Linked DNA regions of Homo sapiens: region 2 is linked to region 1. A link is a contact called in ENCODE Hi-C or POLR2A ChIA-PET data. All regions are on one chromosome and are shown on one strand. Each heading gives the region's core, a stretch centred on a gene start or an enhancer-like site at or near the end of the contact. The rest is flanking DNA. Distances are from core to core; before and after follow the strand shown.

The links. Hi-C counts contacts between places; a loop is a spot of excess contacts on that map. ChIA-PET counts read pairs that join two places held with the same protein, here RNA polymerase II (POLR2A). Pooled maps may share reads with other maps.
Region 2: a loop to region 1 is called in a pooled map of heart left ventricle, with 5 times the contacts of the local background. The contact joins two enhancer-like sites. A Hi-C loop is called at or near these places in 1 of 168 maps with a recorded cell type or tissue (posterior vena cava) and 3 of 50 pooled maps. POLR2A ChIA-PET finds 5 or more read pairs at or near these places in 5 of 52 experiments (GM12878, OCI-LY7, activated T-cell and 2 more).

Annotation. Positions count from the first base shown.
Region 1 is chr1:24,390,846-24,395,677 of GRCh38, reverse strand. STPG1 (sperm tail PG-rich repeat containing 1) reads left to right here. Exons shown (of 9, transcript NM_001199013.2): 3 at 3,999-4,117. Among named protein-coding and RNA genes, the nearest start is that of STPG1, 21 kb to the left of the region's middle. RefSeq lists an enhancer at 3,371-3,620. Within about 2 kb of position 3,582, at least 32 of the 41 ENCODE cell types and tissues checked have a DNase peak (open chromatin) inside an H3K27ac peak, as active enhancers do.
Region 2 is chr1:24,436,273-24,441,104 of GRCh38, reverse strand. NIPAL3 (NIPA like domain containing 3) reads right to left here. Exons shown (of 12, transcript NM_020448.5): 3 at 865-933. Among named protein-coding and RNA genes, the nearest start is that of NIPAL3, 23 kb to the right of the region's middle. Within about 2 kb of position 2,942, at least 8 of the 41 ENCODE cell types and tissues checked have a DNase peak (open chromatin) inside an H3K27ac peak, as active enhancers do.

The DNA of each region.
Region 1 (4,832 bases), core at 2,333-4,832:
GGCAGATCATGAGGTCAGGAGATCGAGACCATCCTGGCTAACACGGTGAAACCCCGTCTCTACTAAAAATACAAAAAATTAGCCGGGCGCGGTGGCGGGCGCCTGTAGTCCCAGCTACTCGGGAGGCTGAGGCAGGAGAATGGCGTGAACCCGGGAGGCAGAGCTTGCAGTGAGCCGAGATAGCGCCATTGCACTCCAGCCTGGGCGCAAGAACGAGACTCCGTCTAAAAAAAAAAAAAAAAAAAAAAATTGTTCAATTTATACTCATAATTTTATATTTTCTATTTACCCACATATTTACTATTTCCAGAGCTTCATTCCTTTATGTGATTCAGATTTCCTACTGGTATCATTTTCTTTGGCCTGAAGGGCTTCCCTTAACATTTCTTGTAGCTCCCATTTGCTGATGATTCTTTCAATATTTATATAGTTTTAAAAGTTTTTATTCTGCTTTTGCTTTTGAAGATATTTTTACTGAGTACAGGATTCTAGGGTGACAGGTTTTTTTTTTCCTTTTATTGCCTTAAAGGTGTTGTTTTCAGTATCAATCTGCTGTCATTCTCGTATTTGTTTCTTCATATGTGACATGTCTTTTTTCTCTGCCCAATTTTAACATTTTCTTCTTATCACTTTTTAAGCAATTTGATTATGGTTGGCCTACGGTGTCATTTTCTTCATGTTTCTTGTATTTGATGTTAAGTGACTTTCTTGAATCTGTGAGTCAATAGTTTTTTTAATCAAATTTGGAAAAATTTCAACCATTTTTTCTTGAACTATTTTTTTCTATTTCTTCTCTCCTCATATTTCTTTTTTTGAGAGCCTGATTACATATATATTAGGCTCCTCAAAGTTTCCACACAGCTCACTAATCCTTTTTCTTGTCCTTTTTCTGTTTTATTTTGTATAGTTTTATTTCTAGGTCTTCAAGTTTACTAATCTTTTTTTCCTCTAATGTCTAATTTGCTATTCATCTCATCTAGTGTATTTTTAATCTCAGACATTTAGTTTTCACATCTGGTAGTTCGATTTGGATCTTGTCATTATATCTTCCATATCTACTTAATATGTTCAGTCTTTTCTCTGGCTTCTTGAACATATGAAATACAGTTAGTGCAGCAGTTATAATGTTCTTCTCCACTAATTCTATCATCTGTATCATTTCTGAGTTGGTTTTGATCATTTATTTTCTCCCCACTTTGAAGTATATTTTTCCTTCTTCCTCCTATTAATTTTTTATCAATGCCAGGTATTTTGAATTTTACCTCTTAGGTGCTATTTTTGTAGTCCCATAAATATTCTTGTGCTTTGTTCTGAGATGCAGTTAAATTATTTGGAGACAGTTTGATCTTTTCAGGTCCTGCTTTAAAGCTTTGTTAGCTGGAACCAGAGCAGTATTTAGTCTAGGGGTAATTTTGCCCCATTTCTGAGGCGAAACCCTCCTGCATACTCTATGTTCCATGAATTATGAGGTTTTCCCGCTGTGACTCATGAAAACAGGAGCTATTCCCGGCCCTGTGGAAGCCTCAGGGATTGCTCACTTGAATTCTGCCAGGCGGTTCCTTCTCCAGCCCTGGGTAGTTTTCTCATGCCATGTGTTGGTCAATACCCAGGAACTTACTCAGGGGACCCCGTTGCAGAGCTCCATAGCTCTCCATCTGGGTAGCTCTCTCTTCTCTGGTACTCTGCTCTGTGAACTTAGCTGTCTTGGTCTTTCTGGACTCCCAGATCTATTTCCTCAACTCAGGAAGACCACGGGGCTCCATCTGGATCCCTTCTTCCTGTGCTGTGGTCTTGAGATTTTCTCCTGGCAGAAAGCTGGGGACCATCTTATTGCCAACCTCATTTACTTTGCTTCTCTCAGGGATCCCTGTCCTTTGTTGCCTGATGTCCAGTATCTTGATTGCTTTATATATCTTGCCCATTTTTAACTTTTTTTTTCCAGCTGGGAGGGCAAATCTAGTCCTGTTTTGGTAAGAAATAGGAGTTCAGTCATCCAGAGTGTTTTTCAAAAATTCTACTTTTTAAATTGTTTCATCAAGAGGGCTGCTCTGACACATGCATTTCTGTTATAGCCAGAAGCCTTGGATCTCCTTTCCAGTCAGGCAGAAACCTCTCCTTTCCCCAGGAGAATGTCCTTCCTTTAACCTTTTTTAAATAACTCTCTTTTTACTGCCTCCTCTGCACACTCTCTTAGCTGTTCTATAGGCTTAGGCTTTTAGAAACAAAAGCCAGGAAGTCTTGCAGCTGCTTCTGCCTTTTGATTTGCTGTATAGCTCTCTTAAAGCAAACAAACCAAAAACATAGCCATTCATCTACTTAAATGGGGAGGGGAGGAGAAGAATACATTTACTGTATATTGGTATCCCCAAATATTTTCTACTTAAACACGTATTCAGCTCCTTTTACTTGCTTCATCCTCCACCCAGGCAGATTAGGCTTCAGTGTCCCTCTCCCCATCGTGTTTATTGAGCACTTACTAGAGGCCAGCTCAGGAAGAGGAAGCACAGCTCAGAGCTCAAGAGCCTGGACTCATTAGGCAAATCATGTTCACACCCTACCTGTTCCGCTTAAGTGCTGGGTGATTCGGATGAGTAACTTAATCCCTCTAAGCCTCAGTTTCCTCAACTGTGAAGCTGGTTCATGATTGTACCCCTTGAGGGGTCCCTGTTGTCTTCAGGCTTCCTGCTCTGAAAAGGAGTATTGTTTTTTAAAAAAATTCAGAGATGAAGAAATGAGCCTTACTGATAGTTTCCATACAAACCACCCTCTGTCATGGCTAACACATACTTTCTTCTTTCCTTCTCTTGACTGTTTTTTTTCCCCCATTTCTGCGCGTATTTCCTCTCTGAAGGTTAGGATTCTGATGTTAAAATAATTTGGCTTACTGTTGTGAACAGCCTACAGAGTCAGGATGCACCCCCCCACCCAAAATTTGGTTTGGATGTCAAGACTTACGGTGCCACACACACGCTCATGAAGAGTGTAGGAAAAGGCTTATCACCCACATAGTGAGGCCTTCTGAGGACAGCAGCACAGCCTTCCTAACCTGATCCAATAATGGCTTGAGAGAGCAGGGAAAGGAGCCTGGCTTGGGGGTTTTCTTATGGTTGGAAAGCGAGGCTGGACTGAGGGCAGGGGTCTGCGTGGTTTGAACTTCCAGCTGGTGCCACAGGAGGGAGCTCTGGGCTTTCTCATCCGCTTGCCCAGTGGTAGGGCAGAAGGGAATGAGGGAGTGGTGAAGCTGAAGAGCTATCAGCCATCAAACATCAAAAAACTGGAGTCAGAGTCCATTACACTTACAGGTTAGAGTCTATAATCAACCTGCTATGCAGACAGATGCTGCCAAGTTCTAGCAGTTGTGGAAGTCTCAGCAGGAGGGGAGTTTATACATCAGACATGCATGTATACATCGCAGCCTAGACAAAGGAACTTTTAACTTCAGTTTCTATAGATGATCCCTTTCTGCTTTTTAACCCCATGTCTGCTCAAAACAGAAACGAAAACTTACACCTGTCTTGCACAGTGCCCTGAAAAGTGAGAGCCAGCCCCAGGCTGGGATTTCCCTAACCTCTTTGGATTTTAACGGCCTAATGCTGGTGTCTGAATCTAGGCCAAGGAGCAGTGAGGACGCTTCCTCTGTCCTGACCGCGCCTCGTCCAGGCTGCTCCCAGAATAGTTTTGCTGTCTCCTTCCTGCCTGGCAAGAATGTCTTTACTATCATCTCCTTCCTTTTCTCCGGGACAGCCTGTTTAAGGTACTTTATGTGACCACATCTCACTAATTTAAGAGCTGGAGGGGGGAAGTCCGATAAATTGCCGAGAGGGAAAGAAAGTGGGGAATTTTTTTTTTAATCCGGTTTCGTGTCTGTTTCCTGTCAAAAGGCAAGTTTCTCTTCTCTACCATTTAAAATAAAACTTTAATATACACCTTTGTGTTTTCCACATTTGTCAATCATTGTTTTGTATTCATTTTGATTTTACTCCATTTTTGTTGTTTAGGTTTTACTGCTGCATATCCAACACAATCCTCCATTCCTTTTAAATCTCAAGCTTCAGTAATCCCAGAATCAGAAAAAAAAGGATTCAATAGTCAAGCCAAGAGATTTCCTCATAAGAAGGTAATGACGTTGTCTCAGGGGTTCTTTCGTTTTAGTCTGGATTTTAGCCTTGCGGGACAGGCACGTTCTGTCTGGCTGCTGTGTCTTTCTGTGGACAGTGGAGGGCAGTGTGCTCCCAGGAGCCGCGGCACCAGCTCCACTGAGGGGCACCGACTGGACTAACTGTAAGAACGAGCCTGAAAAATGGGACATCCAGGGAAAAACAACTGTGTCTGGATTTATGGCGCCAAAAATATTGAACTGGACCAAAACTATTTTAAGAAAACAATATATTTTAAAAATCATCATAAAGCTAAAAAATTGCAAAAATTCCCAAGTGTTATCAATTAAGTAAAAGATTAAAAAAAAATCTTCCCCATCCTTGTGAGAGGAAATCACATGACTTCAAATAACACAAGAGGAAAAGAAGAGTCGAATACATCTAGAATTACCTTTGGAGGGCCGGGCACGGTGGCTTATGCCTGTAATCCCAGCACTTTGGGAAGCTGAGGTGGGAGAATTAATTGCTTGAGCCAGGAGTTTCAGATCAGCCCAGGCAACATAGCAAAACCCAATCTCTACAAGAAAAGAAAAGAAAAGAAAAAAGTACAAAAATTAGCTTGGCATAGTGGTGTGTGCCTGTAGACCCAGCTACTCAAGAGGCTGAGGAAGGAGGATCACCTGAACCGAGGAGGTCGAGGCTGCATTGAACCAAGATAGCGCAACTGTACCCTAG
Region 2 (4,832 bases), core at 1,693-4,192, 46 kb before region 1:
CTGTTAGCAGGTACCAAGTCTTATCTGGGTTTCCCAGAAGCAGTCCCTGAGACAAGAATGTGGGAGCAGGTAGTCTGTATGAGATAATTCCAGGGAGCACGAGTAAGGGAAGGGGAAAGTGAGGCAGGGAACAGAGATGAAAGGTGCATTCATGAGCGGATTAGTCCCGTGGGCAACTGGGACTCAGTCCCACAGGGGACCCTCTGAAAAACCCTGTGAATCTCACCTTAGAATCATCCTAGCAGAGGATAAGAGCCTGGGGCATTTATTCCCTGCCTCCCACCCCTGCTGGCAGAAGGCAGCCTCCAGGGGCATTAACGTCCTGCTCCCCCAGTGCACACCCCAACTGTGCCTGCATGCCAGTAACACCAGCTCCTTGGTGCCCCCATGAGAAGCTCATTAGCTATCAACTTGCTACACACCACAGCTGCTTGTGAACTCAGACAGGCCGAGGGGATTTGGAGGTCAGTGGGGGGATCCACAGCAGCTGTAGAGGGCATCCCTGAGGCTTTTAAGTAATGAACAGTGCTGTAATTAGAGTTGAATTTGACAAAACTATGGTAATTCCAGCAGCTTTGCAGCAAGGCAAAGAGGGATGAGACCAGAGCCAGAGAAGCTAGCAGGAGGTCACTGCAAAGCCCAAGGAGAGACAGTGAGGACCTGGCTAGGAGGGCGAGGGCGGGATGGAGTGGGGCCACTGAATCAAGAGAAATCCTGGAACGGCCCACAAGGTATTGTCCCAGGTGCAGCCCAGGGATGCAGTAGGCAAGGCCCTGCAGAGAGGAGGCAGCTGGACCTGGATAAGACACCCTGACTTGTCTGCTGTGTCTCTGTCCCCAGACAGTGCTGGTAACTGAAACTTACCTGGAGGTTAAGTGCAATGCTGACCACGAGGTGCCCGAAGATCGCCAAGAGGGCGCCAATCAGGTTTTCCTGTAAGGAAAGTTCACAGGAGTGGACATGATTTGGGCACAAGCCAGGGGGCCCCAGGACACTTCTGACACTCAACCATTTGCTGCCCCAAAACAAAACCAGAAAAACAATATCAGTGACAAAGCCACACTCCAGACCCACAACTGGAATGTTACTACTGAAGGTTAATCTGGCTGCTTTGCTGGTTTACAAAATGCTGCCCTGAATTGGATACTTTGGTGGCCCGATCACACTGACCTGACAAGGTCTAAACCTGCTGTGCTATTCCCTTTAAAGTATTAACTTGCCACCATCTTGTGCAGAAAAGCAACATTCCAAAATCAGAATTTACAAGAGAAATATAGGCCAGAGAATACTTTTTGCTATCTTGTCAATAGTGTCTTCAATTTCCCAGAGGGTTTCAATGAAACTCTTTTAACTGGCTCACTTGCTTAGGGCATTGTCAATTACTCAATTTATAAAAAGTTAATTTACATCACCTATGAGTTAGGTTCAGACTACCTGGCACGGAATTTTGTACTTTCTAAAATGATTACCAAACATATATTCATTGTAGACTAAATAGGAAATATATATAGATAAAAATAATAATATCTTAGACAAGGTAGCATGAGAAAAAAATGAAAAAAATAACAATAACAACACCACCATAATAGAAAAGTCACTTTTAATTCTATAACCCAGAGATAATGACTATAAACATTTTGGTTCTTATTCCTGCAAACATTTTTCTGTCCATAAATTTACATATCAATGGAAATGTTAATTTACTTTATAAAAATAAGATTACCATCTGTTTTATAATCTGTTTTTTTACTTAACATATTGTGAGCACATTTCCCTGTCAGGCATACCTAATTTGTCATTTTTATTAAATGTCAAATAACTCATTATTTTTGGATGTGCCATATTTTATATCATTGCTTTGCTATTACTGGATATTTAGGCTGTTTCCTTTATTATTAATTTTTCATTTAACTTTATTTTAGAGTCGGGGTAAATGGGCAGGTGTGTTACATGGGTAAATTGTGTAATGCTGAGGTTTGGGTTTCTAGTGAACCCATCACCCAAATAAGTGAACACAGTACCCAATCGGTAATTTTTCAACTCTCACCCCCACCCCTCCCCGTTTTGGAGTCCCCCGTGTCTATTATGTTTCCTTTTAAAAAAACAATGCTGTGATTGAATAGCCTAGTGCACACATTTTTGTGCGTTTGTATGGATTAGTCCCTTGGGACAAATTCTTGTAAGTGGAATTGCTGGGTCAAAGTGTACTAGCATTTAAACCACACTATAGCAAGTCCCCAACACACCCTCCATCCATATTCCACCACTGAACACCAAGGAATGCTCTATGCTGGCCAATGCTGCAACCTCCTTCCCAGCATGTTCTCTTCCCAACCCCGCCTGGTTCCCCTCCCTGGTGAAATCCTGCCCATTCTTTAAGGCGGGGGACAGGCCCTAGGGAATCGGCAGTTAACAAGACAAACAGTCCTCACTGTCATATGTTCAGTCCATCTGGAAAGACAGATAATTAGCAAGCTGCCCCGCAGTGGCCAGAGCTGGCCGAGGCTTCCCCCTCAGGACACAGTCAGCAGTAACAGTGAAGTCAACCCTCCCCCCTGCCCTCTCCTAGATCGCGGGGCTTAGAGAGCTGAGGGCAGGTCTTCCCTGAGAAGGGGCAGTTGGCCAGGGACGGGAGAGGGCAGGAGGACCGAGAGGGAGGCCCACCAACTGAAATCACTATGGATAGCTGTCCTTAACTTCTCTCCCAACAAGGCTCAGCGCTGCCACAGAAGGGAAAGATGTGGAGCCAGGGGACCCCAGTCTAGTCCCAGCTCTGCCACAACCTCACCACACCTGAGATGTGTCCCCCACCTGGAAAAGGTCAGAGCTGGGAACTGATTCTGACTCACCCGATGAGCAGCAAGACAGAATAAAGCCACCTGCAGGCAGAACACGTCCTTCCTGTGGGATGACAGGATCTCAGAGCTAAAAGGCTCGCTGGAGACCTGCCCAGCCAGGGTTTCCCCAGCTGAGTTCCCAGAGATGCTAATGGGGTGCCAAGGCAAGAAAAGCACCATGTAGTTAAAGGCAATGCATCCTCTACCCACTGCTGGGAGGCCCCCAGAGCATGTTAGAGGCTCTCAGGGGAGTTTCTCCTTGTCTAACTCAGGTTCTCAAACTCATTTGGCTCTAGAACTCTTAACCTGGAATCCAGCCATCAGCATCTGGAGTAAACATCTATGACTCTCACTTGACTAACATTTTAATCCTTTCCTTTTCTTCTGATAAACGACACCCTGATTTTGCTGGGGAGGACTCTCCTCCGCCCCCTCCCCATTGGACACGGTCTTATTGGAACTGTCATTCCCAGTGCTCCATCCTCCCTAGACATCACGGCCCAAGTGTGACCCAAGCCAGGCAGCCCAGAATCTCTTTCTCTGGGATCCAGATCTTGGACTGAGAAACACAAAGGCTGAAGAAAGGTTGACTCCCTTCAGCCCAAGGTGAGGCCTGAGCAAATCATTAGTTGTCGCTCCTCAGGACCCTGGGGCCATCCTGGTTCCAGACCTCCTGGTTCCAGACCTTCCTGAAGCCAGGAACAGCCCAATTTTGCTTAAGAACTTGCTTCTGTTACTTGCAACTAAAAAGCTCAACAGAATCAGCACTTTGTGGAAAGCATTTTGGGACATGTTTATTATTAGCCCAACTTCTCATAAACATGAGCGAGGTTTTTTCTTCCCCCTTAGAGCCATGGCTTTGGTGGACAAAAAAGGCAATCTGCTTTTATTTTGTAAAAAGAAATATGTTATTCAAATTTAGTTTTTTGAAATAAAACCTTACCACAGAACTAATTATTATACATCTAACAAATTGTATTTACAAATATAATGAATCTTAGTTTCAATATTTTTTTGAGATGGAGTCTCACTCTGTCGCCCAGGCTGGAGTGCAGTGGCGCAATCTCGGCTCACTGCAAACTCCACCTCCCGGGTTCACGCCATTCTCCTGCCTCAGCCTCCCAAGTAGCTGGGACTACAGGCGCCCGCCACCTCGCCCGGCTATTATTTTGTATTTTTAGTAGAGAGGTGGGTTTCACCGTGTTATCCAGGATGGTCTCAATCTCCTGACCTCATGATCCGACCGCTTCGGCCTCCCAAAGTGCTGGGATTACAGGCGTGAGCCACCACGCCCAGCCAGTTTCAATATTTTAATGCTCCTTGCATACAAAAAATTATTTTATAACTTTCCATTTAAAAAGTCAATTATAGAACATCTGCTTCTGGGAAGATGGAGTAGATGTACTTTTCCCTATTCTTCCTGCTATGTACAACTAAAACCCTGGTCATCACATATAAGGCAAACAAAAGGCTGGGCGCGGTGGCTCACGCCTGTAATCCCAGCAGTTTGGGAGGCCAAGGCGGGTGAATCACCTGAGGTCAGGAGTTCGAGACCAGTCTGGCCAACACGGTGAAACTCCATCTCTACCAAAAAAAATAAACAACCCAAAAATTATCTGGGCGTGGTGGTGGGCGCCTATAATCCCAGCTACTCAGGAGGCCGAGGCAGGAGAATCACTTGAACCCAGGAGGCAGAGGTTGCAGAGAGCCGAGATTGCACCATTGTACTCCAGCCTGGGTGACAAGAGTGAAACTCCGTCTCAAAAAAAAAAAAAGACAAACATAAGACAATTCTGAATGCAGAGAGAAGAAGGCAGACAAGCTAGAAAAGTTGGGACCCCAGGAATGGCATATTGGTGAGCTTCTTGGGTATTCTGTATTCTTTTTGCCTCATACATCCCAAACTTGTAGGCGAAGAAGCCAGCACTCTGGAAATACCAACAGGGGTGGAGCAGGGTAAAAAAAAAACAAAAGCCCCAAGAAAAGCCTCCTCTC